2 separate regions of the Homo sapiens genome follow, and region 2 is linked to region 1. Evidence: read pairs that join two places in POLR2A ChIA-PET (ENCODE). Cell type or tissue: HepG2. All regions are shown on one strand.

What was found. ChIA-PET counts read pairs that join two places held together with the same protein. Peaks named below come from ENCODE experiments on the same cell type or tissue, not always from the same donor. Only the 100,000 strongest peaks of a DNase experiment are listed, where the experiment ranks them.
Region 2: POLR2A ChIA-PET joins it to region 1 with 8 read pairs; 1 of 35 experiments calls an interaction of 5 or more read pairs at or near these places.

Annotation. Positions count from the first base shown.
Region 1 is chr13:51,545,216-51,549,215 of GRCh38, reverse strand. LOC124903175 (a long non-coding RNA gene) reads right to left here and starts at 92. Exons shown (of 4, transcript XR_007063804.1): 1 at 1-92. In HepG2, no CTCF peak of the experiment used is centred here; a DNase peak (open chromatin) is centred at 1,625.
Region 2 is chr13:52,023,263-52,027,262 of GRCh38, reverse strand. ALG11 (ALG11 alpha-1,2-mannosyltransferase) reads right to left here. Exons shown (of 4, transcript NM_001004127.3): 3 at 2,326-3,257. It overlaps UTP14C (UTP14C small subunit processome component), which reads right to left and starts at 2,572. Exons shown (of 2, transcript NM_021645.6): 1 at 2,326-2,572. In HepG2, CTCF peaks have their summits at 769 and 1,220 (motif pointing right); DNase peaks (open chromatin) are centred at 742 and 1,622.

The sequences.
Region 1 (4,000 bases):
GCCGCTGTCCTACTTCCTCATGCCCTCACAAGTGTTTTCTCAATAGACGCCTGCACACAACTCTCTGTCTCAGAATCTACTTCTTGGGAAACCCAACCTAAGACACAAGAAGACCTCATTAACAGCATATTCAAGTAATCAATAATCAAATGATACAGATTTCTCTACATTTTGTGTAGGTTAAGCCACAGTGTAAAAAAAGCAAACATGGTGGATAATGCTCAAAATATAGAATACATGATCAGACACTCCCAGGGCTTGCTGTATGCACTTCGCATATATCACACATACATTCGTGGAAGAGAAATATCTTAGGTCTGTTTGGTACCATATGATTTTGGCTGTCGCAGGAAGTAGTCTCTTTGCTCATTATAACTGATCTCTGAATTCATTACCATAAGAGACTACCAAGTTTTGATCCCATTATGCTAGAATTTATTTTTGTTTCTTAAAGATGTATAACAACAGGGAGCCCAGCTTCAAGCAGGGTATAGTTGGAAAAAATGAAGAGTAAATAAAATGAGTTTGCCACTTCAGCAGAGCTCCTTAAGAATTCCTCAGTATGGATTCTGCGGCTGCATCTAAAATATAGGCCTTTGTTTTTGAATTGATTTATTATACACATAACAATTCCTAGATCATAGATCGTTTCTACTAATTTGTTTCCATCATCAAAACTTATTCAGGCTTCACTTTTTGAGATTCTTTACAACAACTTAAAAAAAGATAACATTAAAACATTAACAGTATGTTTAATAGCAAGTTATTGATGAAATAAGTTATGATGTGTCCATACTATAAAATATCACGCATCTTTTTTTTTTTTTTTTTTTTTCTGAGACAGGGCCTTGCTCTATCACCCACGCTGGAGTGCAGTGGTGTAAACACAGCTCACTGCAGTCTCCACTTTCATGCATCTGTTAAATAATATTTTAATGGTGTGCTTATTGACATAGACTATATTTATTATATATTGGTAAGTTAAATTATAAAATGAAAAATATAGTTTAAAAATTTATAAATTCTAAAAACATTATTTTGGCAAAAGTATAGAAGTAAATAAATCACCATGATATGTGGTTTATGATTTATTTTCATTTATCTTATTTACATCTTTCTACAATTATGTAATAAAAATTAGTTCGATTCTTAAATAGTGCTGTGGAAGTAGGAATTTGCAAAGAATGTTCAGACTTTTCCCTTATGCCGCTTGGGTAGCTGTAGCTCAGTGTTTGGCAAAGTCCAAAGTATTTTTACATAGCACCAACATAGCCTAACTTACATGCAGAGATTCAGTTACAAAGAGGATCTGTCTTCAGGATTCTCTTATTTTTTTAAGGTTATTTCCCCATTATTTCCTTTTCAGTCTTTGAATTTTGTCGTTCCTGCTGAAAGTTTTTTTTTTTTTTTTTTTTTTGAGACAGGTTCTCATTCTGTCACTCAGGCTGGAGTTGCAGTGGCACATCATGGCTCACTGCAGCCTCTATCTCCCCATGTTCAGGTGATTCTCCCACTTCAGCCTCCTGAATAGGTGGGACTACAGGTGTGTGCCACCACTGCTGGCTAATTTTTTTTTTTTTGTATTTTTGTAGACACAAGGTTTCATTATGTGGCCCAGGCTGGCCTTGAACTCCTGAGCTCAAGCGATCTGTCTGCCGTGGCCTCTCAAAGTGCTGGGATTACAGACATGAACCTCTGCACCCTGCCGAAAGTCATTTTTACTGCATAATTATAGAAAGATGTAAATAAGATAAATGAAAAAGAAAAATTATCAATAATTCATAAACCACATATTATGGTGATTTATTTGCTTTCATACTTTTGCCAAAATAATGCATATAGAATTTATAATTGTTTAAACTATATTTCTCATGTTATAATTTAACTTACCAATACATAATAAATATAGCCCATGCCACAAGCACACCATTAAAGTATTATTTAATAGATGCATAAAGATGGAGACTTGGCCAGACATGGTGGCTCACACTTATAATCCCAGCACTTTGAGAGGCCAAGGCGGGCAAATCAAGAGGTCAGGAGTTCGAGAACAGCCTGACCAACATGGTGAAACCCCATCTCTACTAAAAATACAAAAAATTAGCTGGGCGTAGTGGCAGGCGCCTGTAATCACAGCTACTCAGGAGGCTAAGGCAGCAAAATCACTTGAACCCAGGAGGCAGAGGTTACAGTGAGCCAAGATCATGCCACTGCACTCCAGCCTGGGCGATAGTGCAAGACTCTGCAGTGTCACGGATATTGATTTTTCTTTCACAAAGAATCAATACTGTGAAAATGGCCATACTGCCCAAAGTGATTTATAGATTCAGTGCTATCCCCATCAAACTACCATTGACTTTCTTCATAGAATTGGGAAAAACTACTTTAAATTTCATATGGAACCAAAAAAGAGCCCAGATAGCCAAGACAATCCTAAGCAAAAAGAACAAAGCTGGAGGCATCACACTACCTGACTTCAAACTATACTACAAGGCTACAGTAACCAAAACATCATGGTACCGGTACCAAAACTGATATATAGACCAATGGAACAGAACAGAGGCCTCAGAAACAACATCACACATTTACAACCATCTGATCTTTGAAAAACCTCACAAAAATAGGCAATGAGGAAAGGATTCTCTATTTAATAAACGATGTTGGGAAAACTGGCTAGCCATATGCAGAAAGCTGAAACTGGATCCCTTCCTTACACCTTATACAAAAATTAACACAAGATGGATTAAAGACTTAAACGTGAGATCTAACTCCACAAAAACCCTAGAAGAAAACCTAGGCAATACCATTCAGGACATAGGCATGGACAAAGACTTCATGACTAAAACACCAAAAGCAATGGCAACAAAAGTCAAAATTGACAAATGGGATCTAATTAAACTAAAGAGCTTCTGCACAGCAAAAGAAACTATCATCAGAGTGAACAGGCAACCTACAGAATGGGAAAAAAATTTTGCAATCTATCCATCTGACAAAGGGCTAATAATCAGAACCTACAAAGAACTCAAACAAATTTACAAGAAAAAAACAACTCCATCAAAAAGTGGGCAAAGGATATGAACAGAAACTTCTCAAAAGAAGACATTTATGCAGCCAACAGACATATAAAAAAATGGTCATCTTCACTGGTCTTCAGAGAAATGCAAATCAAAACCACAATGAGATACCATCTCATACCAGTTAGAATGGCAATCATTAAAAAGTCAGGAAACAACAGATGCTGGAGTGGATGTGGAGAAATAGGAATGCTTTTACACTGTTGGTGGGAGTGTAAATTAGTTCAACCATTGTGGAAGACAGTGTGGTGATTCCTCAGGATCTAGAACCAGAAATACCATTTGACCCAGCAATCCCATTACTGGGTATATATCCAAATGATTATAAATCATTCTACTATAAAGACACATGCACACGTATGTTTATTGTGGCACTGTTTACAATAGCAAAGACTTGGAACCAACCCAAATGCCCATTAATGATAGACTGGATAAAGAAATTGTGGCACATATACATCACGGAATACTATGCAGCCATAAAAAAGGATGAGTTTATGTCCTTTGCAGGGACGTGGATGAAGATGGAAATCATCATTCTCAGCAAACTAATACAAGAACAGAAAACCACACACTGCATGTTCTCACTTATAAGTGGGAGTTGAACAATGAGAACACATGGACACAGGGTGGGGAACATCACACACTGGGGCCTGTCAGGTGGTGGGGAGTTGGGGGACAGATAGCATTAGGAGAAATACCTAATGTAGATGACGGGTTGATGGGTGCAGCAAACTACCATGGCACATATATACCTACGTAACAAACCTGCACATGTACCCCAGAACTTAAAGTATATTAAAAAATTAAAAAGAAAAGAAAAAAAAAAGAAAAAAGTGGAGACCGCAGTGAGCCATGTTTGCACCACTGCACTCCAGCCTGGGTGACAGAGCAAGACACTGTCTCAAAAAAAAAAAAAAAAAAAAAGC
Region 2 (4,000 bases), 480 kb before region 1:
CTCCCCCTCCCCGTACTTCACAGATAAACTTACTGAAAGTGTGGTTTGCACTTACCAACTCTACTTGTTCACTTCTGAGTGCTTGACTTTTGATTTTTGCTCATAGTCTGACTTTTGCTTCTACTTCTCCCTCAAGACTGCTCTTGCCCAGGTCACCAGTGACTGCCTTACCTTCCCCAGCATCTGGGCAGCATCGGAATCTGTGCCCTCTCCATTCTTCTCCAAACACTCTCTTCCTTGGTTTCTAAGACACTGCACTTGGATGGCTTTCCCCGCCTCTCCATTTCTTCTCCCCATTTCTCAGCTGTTCCTGTTCTCTGCATTTTGTACTGAGAGCCTCTTTTCACTCTGTACATATTCCCCAGGCGATCTTAACCACATCCACGGGAGCTTTGATAACTACCTGCACAAGGACAATCCTCATTTTTTATTTCCAGACCAGACTCCTCTCAACTTCAGACTCCTATATACAAAACTACCTCCTGGACGCATGCCCTCACATGTCCCACAGATGAACTCAAATTCTGCAGGTTCAAAACTTGGCTCATTAATGGCATTTGCTCTTGGATTTCCCCTCTGGGAGAAAGCCAACACCATTCTCACAGCTGCCCTGCTCCCAAAACCCTAGGTAGTCTTCTCTTCCTCCCTCATTTAACACATCCAGTTAATCACCAAGTCCTGGTCAATACTACTGCAGAATGTTTCTCAAGCATGTTCACCTACGAAGTTCAGCTCATGAGCACCTCCATCTGGGCTGCTACAGTAGGCCGGCTCATCTTACTGCCCTTCCAGTCTTGCTCTCCCTGCTCTTCACTGATCCACTCCCCATGTGGCCAGAATGGACTGGAGAAATCAGAAAGCTTTTACGTGCAATACTTAAAATCCTGCTATTTTTTTCCACTGGCTTAACCTGGCCTATATCACCTCTCTGTTGTCTTCCTGCTGAATGTTCCTATTGATGCATCTGTTGTCACTCCTGTCACAGTGCTGTTCCCTCTGCTGGAGACTCTCCCCTCTCTCCTGGCTAACCTCTATTGTTCGGGTCCTGCTCAAGTGTCACATCATTTCCTTGGGCAACTGTTCCCTGCCCGCACAAGTCTGTGTTAGGTTTCTCTTTGGCGCTTTCACATCACCCTGCACTTCCTTAGCATAGCACCTGGCACACGGCACAGCACGGCACGGCACTTGCCTGTGTAGCCTGTTGGTACCACCAGAGGGTGGGAAGCCTCTGACAGGCCAAGCAGCTCCTGTCTCCACCACATCCCTAGCATCCACCCAAGCGCTCAGCAGAGTGAATGCTTAGTAAGTTTCTATGGAAGGAAGCACAGGAGGTCAGATCCCATGCAACAGGTTGGGTCAACAAGTTCTTGCTTAATGTCTGGGCCTAGCACTACACTACTAACTAGGAGTAAAAAGAGTATAAGAGAAATTGAAGTCTTAGTTTAGGAAATGTCACTTTTATGTTATCCTCATTTCCCCTAACAACTAACAGTGTGAGGCACAAAGCGCTTGAGAAATATATGTGGACCCAAATTAAACACAAAGCAGTACTTGATTTTATAGCAAAATGTGTGCTTAACAGGTCAGAATAGAGATAGCAGTTTGTGCCAGAATAAACAAGAAAGGCTAAAGTGCAAGGAGATTTAAGTTGAAGACTTATGATGCAATCTGGCACAAAGAGGAGAGCCATTCCAATGGTGAGGGTAGAATCAATAAAAGACTAAAAGAGTTACTGTGAGAAGCCCCTATGCAAACAGTGGTTCTCAACTTTTGATGCATAACAGAATCACTTAAGCAGCATTATCAAAATACATCTACCTGGGCCTTGTCCAGAGATTCTCATTTGGCCATTCTGTAGGATTAGGGTAGGGCCCAGGAATCTGTACCAGTAAGTATGTAGTGGGGTTAGATGGAGAGAGAAAATGTTGCTGTTAAGAGCAGGGGCTATCTGGGTTAGAATCCGGGCTCTACCACTTACTGTGTAACTGAACTCGAGCAATTTCTAAACCTTCCTGTGCCTGAGTTTCTTTATTTATAAAATGGGAATAACAATAACACCTATCAAACGGGTTTAGAAAGGCTTAAATTAGATAATACATGTAAAAATCTCAACACAGTGGCCCACACACAGGAATTGGTCAATAAATACTAGCTGCTATTATTAACTACTATCTTACAAGGTCTCAAGTGAGGAAAGCACATTTGGTGGATGAGGGCAAGAGAATTAGGGCATGATGCAGATTTCCAGAGTATTATCATTTTATCAAAAGAACTTAAAATGTGTATCTCATGGCACCAAACAAGTTGTTTAAAGGCCAAACTCACCAATCCCAAAATGCTCGTTCCACATGGTATGCAGACCAATTGTTGCTTCAGACAAATAATTCTTTAATTCATCAAATGGAATGTTTATTTTAAATTCCACATATTCTTGAACTCCTAAATCCTCAGACAGCCTTCTCAGTTGGTTTACCCTAAGTTCATCATCTTTGTTACGACAACCTCCAATGAGGACAAGTTTAAGCGAAGGAGGTGACTCAACCATCTTCTTATTCAGCAATTTAGCAAAGGCTCTGATCTGCAATGGATGATTCTTTTCCGGCCTAAACTGGCCAACAGAAACCAGCAAATGTCCTGGGGTCATCTTTTTCTCATGTAAGGGAATGTCCAGAAATGTCTGCACATCACAAGGTGGATAAACAATGTTAGTGCAATTCCCAACTTTCCATAGTGAGAGAATATGGTTTAGTGTCCAAGAAGAATTGACCATGACTACATCACTGCAAGAACCAACAAGTCCATAAATAAAAGCAAATAAATAGTAGTAGATGAGCTTTACTTTGCTGAGAAAAGGATTCCTGGTAATGAAGGCTGCATTATTAAATCCAATATTTTGATTCTTCACTACAGAGAGCATGTCGGTGCTGATAGTAGGATAATGAACATAGCTTCCAACTTGGCAACCCCCTATATACTTAAACAGAGGAAGCGTAAAAGCGTATCCCATTGAATCAATGTAAACATCAGGAACACACTGCATTAGAGCTTCCCAGCCAAGAAAAATGGATCCTAGACTTTGGCCCAGCAGTGTGAAGTGAGGATACAGTGAATCTTCCACAAGATAGCGTTTCCTTAAAAAAACAAACTGCACTGGGTGAATTAATCTGATGTTAAATCTTCTGAAAGCACCTTCTAGTATCTGTTGACCGTTGACATTAACATCGCCGGTATAAACAACATAAACTGCTTCAGGATACCTAAAATAGAATGTAATGGTTAAGAATATATTAAGTTACAAAAATTAGCCAGACACGGTGGCACGCACCTGTAATCCCAGCTACTCAGGAGGCTGAGGCAGGAGAATCGCTTGAACCCAGGAGGCGGAGGTTGCAGTGAGCCGTGATCATGCCACCGAACTCCAGCCTGGGTGACAGAGTGAGACTCCATCTCAAAAAAAAAAAAAAAAAAAAGCCTGCTACCTACCCTGAGAGACTGAGAGCCGAGACTGCATCACTGCACTCCTGCCTGGGCAACAAGTGTGAAACTCCGTCTCAAAAAAACAAAAACAAAAACAAAAAAAAGAATATATTAGGTTAAAATCAAGCAAAAAGTTGTAGATAACTATTTTCTTACAGTTATAAAGAAGATTTGATTTTTTTTTTTTTTTTGGAGACAGTTTCACTCTTGTTGCCCAGGCTGGAGTGCAATGGCGCCATCTTGGCTGACAATCTCTGCCTCCCGGGTTCAAGTGCTTCTCCCGCCTCAGCCTCCCGAGTAGCTGGAATTACAGACATGCACCACCACGCCCGGCTAATTTTGTATTTTTAGTAGAGTCAGGGTTTCTCCATGTTGGTCATACTAAAAATGATGTTTTCTACATTTTTTATTGAATTAGAAGTACAGTCCTTCAAATGAGACCATGACTTCTAGTTCTTTGCTATTTCCTCCACTGAGGGTTTCACACAGAACAGGCATCAACAGTAAGTGTTGATTTATGAAT